2 separate regions of the Mus musculus genome follow, and region 2 is linked to region 1. Evidence: chromatin loops called from intact Hi-C (ENCODE). Cell type or tissue: heart. All regions are shown on one strand.

Evidence for each region. Peaks named below come from ENCODE experiments on the same cell type or tissue, not always from the same donor. Only the 100,000 strongest peaks of a DNase experiment are listed, where the experiment ranks them.
Region 2: it touches region 1 in a loop (7-fold over the local background); 35 of 42 quality-filtered maps call a loop at or near these places.

What each region holds. Positions count from the first base shown.
Region 1 is chr7:25,595,012-25,603,011 of GRCm38, forward strand. It overlaps Gm51473 (a long non-coding RNA gene), which reads right to left and starts at 7,252. Exons shown (of 2, transcript XR_003946731.1): 1 at 6,550-7,252; 2 at 5,651-5,842. It also overlaps the pseudogene Gm4607. In heart, a CTCF peak has its summit at 4,822 (motif pointing left); a DNase peak (open chromatin) is centred at 4,830.
Region 2 is chr7:25,481,651-25,489,650 of GRCm38, forward strand. All of the region lies in intron 4 of 4732471J01Rik (RIKEN cDNA 4732471J01 gene), which reads left to right. It overlaps Gm38967 (a long non-coding RNA gene), which reads right to left and starts at 5,191. Exons shown (of 2, transcript XR_881898.3): 1 at 4,350-5,191; 2 at 1,536-2,041. In heart, a CTCF peak has its summit at 4,734 (motif pointing right); no DNase peak of the experiment used is centred here.

The sequences.
Region 1 (8,000 bases):
GAAGATGAGTAAATCAGGACATAAGGGGATGAAAAAGAACAAAGAAAGGCATGTTATTGTACCTCCTTTTAGACGAGTAAAGCAAAAGCCCTCAAACACTTTAGATTGATGGGGATTTTTGTATGATGATAAAAACTTAATGCTATATTCGCTATACCATACATTGTATATGATTCAACTCTTGTGTAAGTTATATGTGAGTATGCAACTCATTTGAAAATGTAAAGTTCTAGTTTTATGAAAACTACTATTGTAAAACTGTTAATGATAATTAAGAAATGGAAGTTAATAACCATCTATAAATAATCAAGCTTATAGTCATGTTGGGGACTAATTTACTTAGTTACAGAAATAAGCCTTATTTAACTTCCTGTATGTTTTCTTTTTTTCTTTTTCTTTTTCCCCCGAGACAGGGTTTCTCTTTGTAGCCCTGGCTGTCCTGGAACTCACTCTGTAGACCAGACTGGCCTCGAACTCAGAAATCTGTCTGCCTCTGCCTCCCGAGTGCTGGGATTAAAGGCATGCGCCACCACCACCTGGCCCTGTATATGTTTTCAATGTTAAGCAGAAAGTCAATAGCTAGAAACAAGCAATATTTGTCAGTCACAAAGCAAGATACAAGAAAACTGAAATAACCCCATGTATCCTATCAGACTACCATGGATTAAAGCTGGACTTCAACAACAAGAGATACAACAGAAACCCTACACACTCATGGAAATTGAACAACTCTCCAATCAATGACCAGTGGGTCAGAAAAGAAAAAAGAAGTTAAATACCTTCCAAAATACAATGAAAATGAAGGCACAACATAACCCAAACTTATGGGACAGCATTAAAGCAGTGCTAAGAGGAAAGTTCATAGCACTAAGAGTGCCCTCATAAAGAAATTAGGCAGTCCTTGTACTAACAATTTAAAAGTGCACCTGATGCTGGGTGTGGTGGCGCACACCTTTAATCCCAGCACTTGGGAGGCAGAGGCAGGCAGATTTCTGAGTTCGAGGCCAGCCTGGTCTACAGAGTGAGTTCCAGGACAGCCAGGGCTACACAGAGAAACCCTGTCTCAAGAAAGAAAGAAAGAAAGAAAGAAAGAAAGAAAGAAAGAAAGAAAGAAAGAAAGAAAGAAAGAAAGAAAGAAAGAAAGAAAAAAGAAAGAAAGAAAGAAATGCACCTGAAAGGTCTAGAGAAAAAAGAAGCAAATGCGCTCAAGAAGAATAGATGGCAGGAAATAATCAAACTCAGGTCTGAAATCAGTCAATTAGAAACAAAGAGAAAAATACAAAGAATCAACAAAAGGAAGAGCTGGTTCTTTGAGAAAATCAACAAGATAGACAAACCCTTGGCCAAACTAATTAAAAGGCAGAGATACAGTATTCAAATCAACAAAATAAGATATGAAAAGGGAGATATAATGGACACTGAGGATTTTCAAAGAATCATTAAATCTTACTTCAAAAGCCTGTGGTCCACAAACTTTGAAAATTTAAATGAAATGGATGATTTTTCTAGACAGATACCATTTACAAAAGTTAAATCAAGATCAAGTAAACTATCTAAATAGTCCTATAACCCCTAAGGAAATAGAAGCAGTCATTAAAAGACTCCCAACTGAAAAAAAGCCACTGGCTAGATGGTTTTAGCACAGAACTCGACCATGATTTCAAAGGAGAGCTGATCCCAATACTCCTAAAACTATTCCACAAAACAGAAGCAGAAGGAACATTACCAAACTCATTCTATGAGGCCACAGCCACCTAAACCCCACAAAAACCTAACTAAGAAAGAGCGTTTCAAACCAGTTTCCCTTATGAAATGCAAAAATACTCAATAAAATACTCGTAAACCGAATGCAAGAACACACCAAAGACATCGTTCACTATGATAAAGCCAGATTCACCTCAGGGATGCAGGAGTGGTTTGATATCTGTAAATATATCAACTTAATCTACCATATAAGCAAACTGAAAGAAAGGAGAAAAAAAAAAAAAACATGATCATCTCATTGGACGCTGAAAAGCCTTTGACAAAATCCAGTATCCCTTCATGGTAAAAGTCTGGGAGAGATCAGGGATGTGGGGTGCATACATAAACACAATAAAAGCAATATACAGCAAGCCAATAATAACCAACCTCAAATTAAATGGAGAGAAACTCAAAGCAATTCCACTAAAACCAGGGACAATACAAGGCTGCCCACTCTCTCCCTGTGTTTTCAATATAGCTGAAGTTCTAGCTTCTCTTCCTATCTCTTCAGGGTAGTCCCAGCCACATCACTAAGACAACTAAAGGAGATCAAGGGGATACAGGTTAGAAAGGAAGAAGTCACAATATCACTATTTGCAGATGATATGATAGTATACATAAGCAACCCCCCCCCCAAAAAAAACCTACCAGAGAACACTCCTACAGCTGGTAATACTTCAGCAAAGTGGCTAAATATAAAATTAACTCAAAGAAATCAATAACCCTTTTTTATCCAAATGATAAATGGGCTGAGAAGATAGGGAGACAACACTTCACAACAGCCACAAATAATATAAAATATCTTGGGAGTAATCTAACCAAGTGGGTGAAAGACCTGTATGACAATAACTTCAAGTCTCTAAAGAAAGAAGTTGAGGAAGATCTCAGAGGATGGAAAGCCCTCCCATGCTCATGGATAGGTAGGATTAACAGTGCAAATGGCCATCTTGCCAAAAGCAATCTATAGATTCAATGCAATTCCCACCAAAACTCCAACACAAGCCTTTACAAACCTTGAAAGACAAATTCTCAACTTCATATGGAAAAGCAAAAAACCCAGGATAGCTAAAACAATCATGAACAATAAAACAACTGGAGGAATCACCATCCCTGACCTAAAGCTGTACTACAGAGTAATAGTAATAAAACCTGTATGCTATTGGTATAGAGACAGGTTGATAAATGGAACCAAACTGATAACCTTAAAATGAATCCACACACCTACTGACACTTGTTTTGACAAAGAAGTCAAAATCATACAATGGAAAGAAAGCATCTTCAACAAATGGTGCTTGTCTAACTGGATATCTGCACGTAGAAGAATGCAGATAGATCAACATTGATCACCTGTTGTGGATTTGGTTTTACGCTTGCACTGTGGGTTCCCAAAATGGCACCCACAGGTGAGACACTGAGGGTCTCTGCCCCCGGCTGGTTCTGATTGGTAAATAAAGTTGCCAGCAGCCAATGGGTGGGCAAGGAGATAGAGGCGAGACTTTAGGATTCGCAGGCAAGGGGACAAGGAAGAAGGAGAACTGCTCTGCCGGGGAAGATTAAGATCCAAGCTTGAGAGCTGCCAAAGGGAAAACATACACTCATTCATGTAAGGGCCAGGAAGAACAGGTCTAGAATAGCAAAGATGGATATAGATTTTAGTAAGTAATAACTCAGGTGTATCAGAGGGGAGGCATTAGCAACATGGAAGTTTGGAAGTGGTCCAGCCATTGAACTATTTAAGGCATATTAAATATAAGGCTGTGTGTGTGTGTGTGTGTGTGTGTGTGTGTGTGTGTGTGTGTGTGTGTGTGTGTGTTTCATTCAAGAATCCAGAGTATTGGGGCAAATAGCAAGGAACTCGCACTGCTGCCGCTGGGGAGAGTAGAGCAGATTAATCTACTACAGCAACAATCACCCTGCACAAAACTCAAGTATAAGTGGACCACAGACTTCAACCTGAAACCGGAAACACCAAATCTGATAGAAAAGAAAGTGGGGAATGCCTTGAACGCACTGGTACAGAAGACAACGTCCTGAACAGAACACCAAAGGCTCAGGCATTAAGATCAACAATTAGTAAATCAGACCTCATGAAATTGTAAAACTTCTGTAAGGCAAAGGACAGTTCCACCACGAGGACATTACAGTTCCATATATTGACGCACCAAACTTGGGAGCACTGACTTTCACAAAAGAAATGCTCTCTGATCTAAAGCCACAGATTGACCCAACACAATGACACCCCACTCTCACCAACAGACAAGGGTAGACATTATGCCCCATGCTCCAGAAATAAGGCTCAGACTCAAAATATATTTACAGACACCTTGGCCATACAGCTAGGCTCTTCCTTTCTTTCTTTCTTTCTTTCTTTCTTTCTTTCTTTCTTTCTTTCTTTCTTTCTCTCTCTCTCTCTCTCTCTCTCTCTCTCTCTCTCTCTCTCTCTCTCTCTCTCTCTCCCTCCCTCCCTCCCTCCCTCCCTCCCTTTCTTTCTTTCTTTCTTTCTTCCTTCCTTCCTTCCTTCCTTTCTTTCTTTCTTTCTTTCTTTCCTTCTTTTTTTTAACTAGATCATAACTTACTATAACCCATTTACTCTAATCTACATTCTACCATGAGGCTGCTTACCCATGCTCAGGTACCATGTGTCTGTCCCCTCTCATCTTTCTGGGAGAATCTCCATTACCTGGCTTTATCCAGAGTTCTTTCTGCCTCCTGGATTTCCCACCTTCTCCTCCACCTGGGTGTGTAGGTGTGTCCTAAAAAGGCTATTGTGGGTTTCAGAGAGACTTCCCAGCATCCTGTGCTGGCTGAGTGTGGCTCAAGTCTGATGGTTCGGGGTGTATCTCTAGTCACTTTCTCACTCTTTCCCCTGTGGCCACCTTATCATCTTCATGAGTTATGACCCTAACAGAAGGAATTCCTCGAAGACATGAGAAGGAGCCAGTAAGTCAAAGCGAGCTCCTGGGAGGGAGATCCAGATCTGCTGAGACAAGGATGGAAACCAGTCTGCAAAAGTAACGTAAAGCTCTGGGGAAAAGAAGTCTGAGTATTAATTGTATGTTCCAATGTCGCCCCCTCGTGTTTATTCGGAGAACTACAGCTCATGTTTGGGCGGTAGCAGGGATATTGTGACTGGGCTCCAACTGCTGTGGGCTAGCCTGACCTGAGCACAGTGGGCTCTGACCTCCAGGCTGCAGGACCATCATTCTCTGCTCCCAGATGTCCCGACTCCATCCAGTACAGGGTAAGTTCAGGTACGCTTGGAGATTTGTCCTGGGAACTCGAAGTTGAATTGGGAGGGCTATGCATCCAGAGGATGTTAACAGTGGGAGGACAGTACTGAGAAAGGTGTCTTAAAATGTAAAGTAGAACACATCAGCATGGGGTGTGGCCTGCACTGACTCTATCCATCTCTTGGCTCTAAATCCTTGGATCTCTTTCACGTGTGCGCGCGCACATACAGAGAGAGAGAGAGAGAAAACAAAAGATGTTTTGAAAGAAAAGAAGGAACCCACAAAATTAGTTGGGTGTGGTGACACATACCTATAATCCCAATACCTGGGAAGTGGGGGCCAGAGAATCACCACAAATACGGGTCCGACAGAGTCTATATGTTGAGTTCTAAGGAGACATAATGAGACCTTGTCTCAAAAGCCAAAGGTGGAGGCAAGAAGTCTGGGGATGTGCCTCAGCTGGTAGAGGGCTAGCCTAGTGTATGAAACCCTGAGCTCAGCCTCCAACATGCCATCAGGCTGGGTGTTAAAGTGGAACCTCGTGGTTTCTTTGGAAAGTCCATTATGTCAAAGAATGTTTCACTGAAGCAGACACAGGTGAAAGGCTGTTTTGCTACGGCAGAGTCAAGAAGGAACATTTCGCTGAGCAAGCACATGAAAAGACTCATGATGAAGGATTCTTTGCTAACAACACGCATGTATTGGTCTGCCTTACATGTGTTGTTGCGCTCCTGGTAATGTTAGGCAGCTTCTTGCCACTTCTGTAGACTCGGGCCGATTGGCAGAGTGATGTCGGCTGATTCAGACTCACTTGGAGTTTGGCTACGTCAGACTCACGTGCTGAGGCAAGACACGTGGTGAGGCAAGACCTGTAAAGGACACGTGATGTTTGGAAGGTGTACAAATAGGACTCAGTGGACAGTGAGAGGGGCTCACTCCCATAGCTGACTTTGCAATGCTTTTTGATCTCTGCTTTGCTGAGAGAGGCACTGCCGAGAACTTCTCCTGAAATCCCTGATGGTCCTGGTTCCTCCTGCTACCTCCTGCCGAGGCCTGGCAATTTCTGCCAGGTCATGCCACCACTGCTAATTTGAATTTGCCATCCCGAATCTACGGCACTAGAATGCTGCTATGTTCGTGAAGTGTTTGCTAGTGGATAGAGCCGCCGCTGCTGACCTGTGAACGGAATTGCAGAAGGGAATTCCTAAGAATCATTTCTACACAAGGGCACTTCCCCTGTATCATAAAAAGGTTAAACCATTTAAGAACCGTCATTAACAGTAGGCATTGGAAAATTAAAGCTGCCTTTCGTCTGGCGGCAGCCATCTGGTGAGGCAAGATGGGTGCATACAAATACATCCAAAAGCTATGGAGGCAGAAGCCGTGATGCCCTGATGCAGGTCGAGGGTCCGCTGCTGGCAACACCGCCAGCCCTCTGCACTGCACAGGGCTCCCCACCCCACCGGGCCCGAGAAAGCTCGAAGACTGGGGTACAAGGCTAAGCAAGGCTGTCATTTACAGGATTCGTGTCCGCCATGGTGGTCGCAAACGTCGGGTTCCTAAGGATGCAACTTACGGCAAGCCTGTCCACCATGGTGTTAACCGGCTGAAACTTGCCGGAAGCCTTCAGTCTGTTGCTGAGGAGAGAGCTGGGCGCCATTGTGAGGCTTTGGGAGTCCTGAATTCCTACTGGGTTGGTGAAGATTCCACATATACATTTTTTGAGGTTATCCTCATTGATCCATTCCATAAAGCTATCAGAAGAAATCCAGACACCCAGTGGATCACCAAACCAGTCCACAAGCAGAGAGATCTGCCGGCCGAAAGAGCCAGGGCCACAAGTTCCACCACGCCGTGGTGGTTCCCGCCGTGCGGCCTGGAGAAGGCGCAATACTCTTCCAGCTCCACCGTTACCGCTAATACATGTGATATTTGTAAAATTCATATCCAATAAACAATTTGGGACAGCCGTTTCTGCTTATAGGTGTTATTTGTTAAAAGTAGTCTACAGATTGTCATGAGTGTTCTGTGAAAATGTAGAAGTTAAAGTGCAATAATTGAAAATTACAGGTGATGGCACATCTTGTTTCTGGTGTACTTTCTTTGTATTATCTGCTTAAGGGACTAAATATATAGTGTTTGTGCTATGTGGTGTCCTGTGTGTAAGACCCTGTAAAGGGTAAAAGGGAGTCCTGAAACGAGTCCTGCATGTGTTGGTGCACGAGACAGAATCTACAGCTTTATGATGGCATCTTCTGGTTCGATGACGTGATGGCTTGCTTGGGAATTTGATGAGTACAAACTTTAGAGCTGGATTTTGCTTAGAAATACGTAGGAAGAGCACGTTTCAACCCTGTTTTGTGCGTAGACAAGTGAGATCAACTATAACCCACATTGTGAAAATTGAATCCAGGGTTATATTTTCAGAAGACCAGATAAACTTGTTGGAAGAGGTTTCACTTTCTGTTGGATCTACAGTATGGATTTGGGGATGGTGAAGGTTGAACACTGGATGTAGTGGGGCCTATTTAGGGCAGATTATTTCCACTAGAAGTTGTAAGCTAGTAACTGTGGTTACAAGTTAATATCAACCTAGCAAATATAATAAGTTGTGATCAAGATTGCAAACATTAAGCTTTTCCAGCAGCTGGTGTGTGCAGAGGCAGGCGGATCTCGAGTTCCAGGACTGCCTACAGTATAGAGAAATTGTCTCTATCCCAGTCCACAATAAAGAAAAACCAAAAGTGGAATTTTCTCAATTCCAGTCAATTCATCACGGGTAAGAATAGTTCATTTTGGTAGTGTGATTTCATTGTTTACAATCTACCCATAGGTAGGTGGCCGGTAACTGCCTGGATGTTCTTCACATTTGACAAAGGCTGCACCACATTTTATTTCTATCTGCCAAGCCTTGGAGTAGTTTCTCACAGTGATTCTGAGTGTGGAAGAAATAGTATTGTCCCTGAACAGCTGGCTTGGTATCAAAATCTAATTGAGGCTTTTATTAAATTGATTTCCCTTTGGAGA
Region 2 (8,000 bases), 110 kb before region 1:
TTTTTTAAGAGACTTCCACACAGCTTTGTATAATGGCTATTAATTTGCACACCCACCAGCAATGAGTGTGTGTTTCTCTTCCCCCCCACACTCTCTCTGTAGGCATAATGTTATTGCATATTGTTTAAATATTAACCTTGTATAATGCTGATTTCTGTGCCCCTTTGCCAGGTAACTATCTATACTGTGTCTCCTGCTTCAGGGCTGTGTAAGCATTGGTCCCCATTTATTCTCTGATTTGTCAATAAAAGCTGATCAGCTAATGACTGAGCAGGGTTTATAGAATAGGACTGGACTTCCTCCCATCCAGGGGAGGGAGGGAAAGAGGGAGGAAGGAAGGGAGAGAAACAGAGAGGAGGAAGAGAGATTAGCCAAGGGGAGAGAGTCCATGAGACATGATGGAGAAACAGCTGGAGCAGAGAAAGCCATAAAATGCAAGGATCTTGGGGATTTGGGCTGGGAGGCCACCAGATTAGCTTAGAGGATTAAAATAGGTTCATACTGCTCAGTTGTGCCCTTAAACCTTTAAATAAATATAATACTCCAGTCTATTATTCGGGAGCTGCTACCCGGGTAAAGAGAAAACCAAACACTTATTAAAAAGCCACCAACACCTCTCCCAACATTTGTTATCAGTTACTTTGATTATAGCTATTCTAACTGGGGTGGGCTGGTATCTCACAGCTGTTTAATTTGTATTTCCATGATAACTAGGTATTGGGCTTTTTCTGAGTTGTACCAGTTATTTGTTGTGAGTATAGTTTATAAATGTTTTCCTGCTCTGCATATTCTCATTTCCGTTTGTAGATTTAATTCACAAACTTGCTGTCTGAGGGTTACTGTCGCTGTGATGAAACATCATGATCAGAGGGAACTTTGGGTCCGAAGGGTTTATTTGGTTTACACCTCCCTATTACTTACTGCTCATCATCAAAGGAAGGCAGGACAGGATCTTAAATAGGGAAGGAGCCTGGAGGCAGGAGCTGATGCAGAGGCCATGGAGGGGGGCTGCTTACTGGCTTGCTTACCCTGCTTTCCTATAGAACCCAGGACCACCAGCCCAGGGACAGCAGCAACCACAATGGTCTGGGCCCTCCCTCATGGATCAATAATTTAAAAAGTTCCCTACAGGGTTGCCTACAGCTGTATCTTAAGAATGCATTTTCTCAATTGGAGCTCCCTTCTCTGACATGACTATAGCCTGTGTCAAGTTGACATAAAGTTATCCAGAAGACTTAAGTAAACTTGACTAAAGCATGAGGGCCAGTATTCATTCACAAAACCAACTATTGTTTTTTAATGCAAATTCTTCTAAAACTTAAAAGCAATTTAATTTTTCACATTTGAAAGTGTTTAATAGTTTCCAGAACATTAAGCCTTTGGGAGGTAGACCAGCTTGCTTGCTCTTGTCCTCCCCTCCCCTCCCCCCCCCACCCCCCCAGGTTTCGAATGAGGGTCGGTGGAGGCACTTTTGTGTTCTAAGTTTTTTTTTTTTTTTTCTGTTTTCTTCAAATAGTGAAGAGGATTGGAGCCACTTACTTTTTTGAAAGTACTTTAATTATTTGACAACTCCACACCCACGTGAAAATATACTTTGGTCATACACAACCCCATTCCTTAGTCACTGCTTCCCACCCTGCTGCATGTGTGAAGTGGACACTTAAGGGCTCCTTAGAGAGTCCATTGTGTTGGATGGTATTGCGCTGGGGCGCACACAGGAAGGAGTTTTCCTCAAGTGGACACTAGTGAGCAGGACTCCCTGCTTAAGGACATTACCCTATTGCACCATGAGGTTGAACAGCATGGTCTCTTCTGCCTGCTCTGTCCTCTCTCTGTGGAGAAGCGCTTCAGCTCCCGCACTGCTTCCGTGCCTTGCTGCTCTGGTGCCAGGCCTCTTGTCCTTCCTTGAAGCTGAACTTTCAGACAGGCAGCAGCAGCACCCAGAGACACACGGGCTGAGTCCCTAACCTCTTCTGCTCTCAGTGTGGCCTTCCAGTCCTTTCTGCCCTTCTGTCTTCATGGCCCAGTCCTCTAGAACACACTTTGAGTAGGAATGTTAATCAGGATCACTTGATTTTCGAGACCAGGTTACCCCAGGGCTAACCTCTGCCATGTCCTGGCCCTGGCCCTGCCAGCATCAGAGGGAGCCCCTGTCCTTCCTAAACCCTGTGGTTTATTCCCTCTTGTGATACAGAAACCCTGCTGAGCCCAGTCTGCCCATTGAGCAATCTCAATGCTCTGGGAAGTGGGATTTACTCCCAGCAGGAAAGTGACAGAGATTGTCTGTGAGGTCTGGAAAGGGGCCAGTGGAGTGATGACTGGGGAGGGGATGGAACCATTGTCACTGGTGTCACCAGTTAGGTTCTGATCCAGGAATGGAAGCCCAGGAACAGTTATCTTAGAAGATTTGTGTCCTAGATGTGCAGGAGGATGGGACTTGTGTGACCTAAGAGAGAATGTGGACCTCATCATCCTATGAATAGTCTCAGGGAGAGATGCTACCTGCCTGTGTGGGCTGAGCTGTGTCTGGGGTCTGTTCATGTCCTCTTGACCTTTCTGGGACAGCTTTGTCATCTGTCTAGGTGACTCCCCTATAATCACCTGGTCTCTTCTGGTGAGTGATGGCCAGGAGGCAAAGTAATATCCTCAGAGACATGAGAAGAAGACAATTTTAGAGCAGGCTTGTGGGAGATGTCTGTAGATATTGGGACTGTTGGAAACTAGGTGACTTAGTTTGCTTTCTATTGCTGTGATAAACACCACGAGCAAAGCAACTAGGGTAAGAAGGAATTCTTTTGTCTTACAATATACAATATATATATATATATATATATATATATATAAAGTCCATTTTGAAAGGAAGTCATAGCAGAAACTGAAGCAGAGTCCCTGGAAGACTGTTGCTTCCTGGCTTGCTCCCAAGGCTTGTTCAAACTGCTTTTTAATACAACTTGAGGCCACATACTCAGGGGTGGCATTACTCCTAGAGGGCTGGGTCCTTCCACATCAATTACAAATCAAGAAAACACCTCACAGAGTTGTCTATAGGCTGAGAGAGTCCATGGCCAGCAGACTAATGACCAGTGTAAGGCAAGATGGAAATCCTGTTCAACTTTAGGTCCTATGTCCTGCTGCGCTGTTTTGAATGTCCCTTTTCTTGCCAGTCCCATATTGCTTTGTTATGTTTGCTCTTAGTATATTTGACCTAAATATGGTGACTCCTATGCACTCCCCCTTCTGCTCGTGGTTGCTTTAGCCATTTGGGACCTTGTGCTTCTGAGTGAATGTAGTGTTTTCTATTTCTCTTCACAGATATGCTTTTGTGTTTTTGGAATTTGATGGGGATTGCACTGGATCACTTTTGGTAATATCATCACTGGACTGGTTTGACCCACTGGCTGCCAAGGTAATGAATGGAGACTTTTTGTGATTATGAAAGCTTGGCCTTAGCTTAGGCTTGTTCCCAACCAGCTTGTATAGCTTCAATTTACTTATTTATCCTAATCCACATGGCTCATTACCTCTCTCTTAGCCAATCAGTCCCAGCGTCTGTTTCTCCCTCTGCATCTTGCTGGCCAATCCCCTGTGCCTGATTCTTTCCCACAGTTTTTAATCTCTGACAGATGTCTCTCCTCTCCTTGCCTCGCCTCGCCCCGCCCCATCCTGCCCTCCCCCTCCGCTCCCCTCCCCTCTCCTGTCCTCTCCTCTTTGCTATAGGATATTCAGCTCTTTAGTAAACCAATCAGAAGGATGGAGAAGAATGTTTACAAAACACTTAGACAGGTAAAGTTTCATAAAAATAACAATAACAAGGTTGGCCTGTACTCAAATCTTTGCCACAGAAATCAACATTGGAATAATACAAAGGTAACCTTTACACAAGACATTATCCCAACATCTTCCCCTTTTAGACAAATAAAGGGTCTTTCTCTCAAATCAATAGATGATATATAATAAGAACAATTATCAGGTAAGAATTACATTCACAAATGTCCAGTCCTTTTTACCTGGCAACTTTGGAGAAAGTGCTCCACTATTGATCCTATTTTGGTGAGTCCAAAGCTCTGCACCTAAGTCACTTTCTATCACTATTAAAGCTTTCAGATTCTCTGACCTTTACAGCTTGCATCTGCCATCTTTAAACATCTTTGACATTTCAACAGTTATAACTTGTTTTTATCAACCTTTAAAACATCCTCTTAGATCCTGCACAACTTAAACTTTATATGTTTATAAACGTGAACCTCTTTTGTGAGTTTTAACTTTCTGAATGTGATAACAAGGAAACTTTTAGACTATAACTATATAGTCTTCATTCCCACCAAAGACGTGAGAAAGATACATTTTACCTGAGTAAACAGGAAGTTCAGAGCAAGCAGCTTCCAAAACTGTAGATATGACAGAGACAGCTGGTGTTGAACAGTCACCTGAGATGCCTCTGCAACATTGAGACATCTATGAAGTGGAAATTTCTGGTTCTTAGGAAACTCAGTTATGTTATCTGCTGTTTTGCAGGTGCATACAGGTGAAAGGATGTTTTGCTGAAGCAGACACAGGAGAGGGCCTGTGATGTTTAGAAATAATGTAAATATGACCCCACAGAGAGTGGGAGGAGGCTCTGGTGTTGGTTTGCCTTGCATCACGTTGCTAATGTTCACTTGCTGTAACTTGGTAGAGAGTAACTTGCTGAAGAACTTCTTGTGATATTCCTTTGGCTACTTGCTGACTCTGCAGACTCAGGCCAATAGGTGGAGCCATGTGGTTTCTTCTGAATTGAACTGCCATTGCTGAGTTGTGAGTGGTTATTGCCAGGTGGACTGGACTGCTGCTGCTGATACATGCTGGTGTTGTTCTAGTGGACTGCTGCTGCTGCTGATACATGCTGGTGTTGTTCTAGTGGACTGCTGCTGCTGCTGATACATGCTGGTGTTGTTCTAGTGGACTGCTGCTGCTGCTGATACATGCTGGTGTTGTTCTAGTGGACTGCTGCTGCTGCTGATACATGCTGGTGTTGTTCTAGTGGACTGCTGCTGCTGCTGATACATGCTGGTGTTGTTCTAGTGGACTGGATTGCTGACGATGAAGATTGGAATAACCCCAAAGAACTATTTATAAACAGGTCTACAACCTGTTTCCTATTAACTGTTATTTGATTTTTATTTTTAAATGTATGTGGGTACACTGCCACTGTCTTCAGACACAACAGAAGAGGGCATCAAATCCTGTTACCCATGGTTGTGAGCCACCATGAGATTGCTGGAAATTGAACTCAGGACCTCTGGAAGGGCAGTCAGTGTTCTTAACTGCTGAGCCATCTCTCCAGCCCCACAGTACCACAATTTTTGCTGGGTCTATTTTTTTGCTAACTGATGAACTCTCATTTTTCCTTTCAGAATCAATTCAGAAACCTTTCTACATAGGTCTTTAATTTCTTACTCTGTGTGTGTGCTAAGAATATGCACTCTACAATATCTTTTCTGTGCATAACAATTCCTGAAGGAGAATGAATAGAAGGCAAAAGACTAGACAACTTTTAAACTTGCCAGTTCATTTGGTGCCCAACATGGAATATATTATCCATACCTTTAAAATCCATGTTCAGAATATTAGACAAGAGAATAGAAAGCAGAAAAAGGGTAGAAAGCAGAGAAGGCAGAGATCCTGCAGAGCTACAAGGTCGAGAGCCGCTTGCTGTGTCCTGGGGTTGGGAGAGCACTGGGTGGGATTGCACATGGGAGACAGAGCTGCAACCGGCTATGACCCACCTTCTACATGCTAGGGACTGTGGGTAACAGTCCAGCTCGATATAGATTTAGGCTAACAGCTGGCATGGAACTAGGCATTTTGCTCCCATTGGAGAGATACTGAGTGATCTGCATGCTGCAAAGGGAGGAATCAAGCACAGGACTGCAGAAGAGACTCCTGCTATGCACACAACAGCAGTTACCTAGCATCTACAGCTTCTCAAAGGCCAATTGCTCAGGGCTTATAGAACAGAGCTCTCAAAGTACAGCAAGGTGCCTGCCAGAGAAGAACAATAATACCCCAAGAGAAGCTGCAACAACAACAACCAACAAATCCTGGCTTTTTTACTGGAGCCTCGGGGTGGCAGTGGAGAAGGAAGCAGTTCTTATCTAGGTGTAGGTGGGAGGCTGATGGAGCTGTTCTCTTGGGCTAAAAGCTTATCTGAGGTGGGGCAATACCAACTTGTTAGACCCAGCTGAGGGGACTCATCTTGGCCTGACTCATGCTGGCTAGAGGAGAGAACTCCAAGGTCTGACAACTTCCTAGATTGGAGGAGAGATCTGGATGTGATGAGGGAGCTGTTGGCATTTTGTCTAGGCTCCATGCCACAGTTACATGGCAACAGCCAGGTATGCCTGACTCACTATAAAGGGGGCTGCTTGCCCCTCCTCTCTCTCTTGCTCTTCTCCTCATACTCCTGCTCCCTTACCCTCTTCCTCTCTTTCCCCATTGTCCTCCCCCCTTTCTCTCCACGTGCATGCTCACAACACGCCTCTCCTCTCTCTCTCTCTCTCCCCCCTCTCTCTCTGCCTTTCTCTGTCTCTACTCCCACAACTCGTCTCATGTCCTGAATAAACTCTTTTCTATACTATACTGTCATGTGGCTGGTACCTCAGGGGATGTGGACACAGAGGCCCCCCTCTTCCTTCTTCTTAACTCTTGAGACTCATAATGGTTTTCTGTACCTTCTTAAAACAAAGAGCCTTAGGAAAAAGTTATAGAAAATTTTATAATTAAAAGTGAAGGTGAAAGAGAGAAATTTGGAAGAATGAGACAGGCCTTGGAAGAAAAATTGGTCAGACTGAAGCGCAGAGAGAGAGAGAGACAGAGAGAGACAGAGACAGAGACAGAGACAGAGAAACATGAAGGCAAGGTTTAGAGGAAATGATACTAAAATTAATAAATCAAAATAAAGAAGCTACTAAAATATCAGAGATACAAAATATGGAAAAATATGGAAGCAAGGCTTAGAAAGGAAGGTACAAAAATTTATAGGTAAAAATGAACAACACACAGAGAGAAATGAAACATGAAGACAAGCCTTAAAGAAGTTACAAAATTACTATAAGTCAGGTTGAACAAAATGGTAGGATGGCAGAGATACAAGCACAAGAGAGGTATGAAATATGGACACAGACCTTAAAAAGGAGCTTAGAATATTAATAAGTAAAAATAAGAAAAAGCTGGGCAGTGGTGGTACATGCCTTTAATCCCAGTACTTGGGAGGCAGAGACAGGTGGATTTCTGAGTTCGAGGCCAGCCTGGTCTACAGAGTGAGTTCCAGGACAGCCAAGGCTACACAGAGAAAAGCCTCTCTTGAAAAACAAACAAACAAACAAAAAACAAAACAAAACAAACAAACAAACAAACAAAAAAATACTCAGATAGAGATAGAAGATAAAAAGAAAGCCAACCAAAGGTTATTAGAAAACAAAGTTTGGCTTATCTAGTTAGTATGCAACAGAGGCCACACATTTATAAAGAATATGCTGGATTTTTAAAAAATTATAGAAAATGTTACTAACTTTTGGATACACTCACCATTCATAAAACATAGCTTGTCTTCTTTGATGATCAAAATAGAATAATCCCCCTAGACTGGAACTTTGTAAGAAGATCGGTATTAGAACCTGAGCCACAGTTACAGTGGCTTTCATGGTGGAGAAAAGCAGCTAAGGAGATAGCACAGAAATATAGAGCCGGAGGTACTACTATTTCTAAATACCAGCAGACGGTCAATATGCTGAGGAAGGGATGCAGATCGTATATGATGAAGAAACCTTGGAATTGTGTTGCATGGCAGCGGCAGGCTTAAATGCCTGGAACAAGGTTGAAGAAACAGCAAAAAGACTTGAACCTTGGTTAAACAAGGTCCAAAGGAAACATTCACTTGAATTTTTAAAGATTAACTTCAGCTGTAGGTGGAAAGAAATCAGATCCAGTACCTAGGAGAGCATTAATTGAACCTTTGGCTT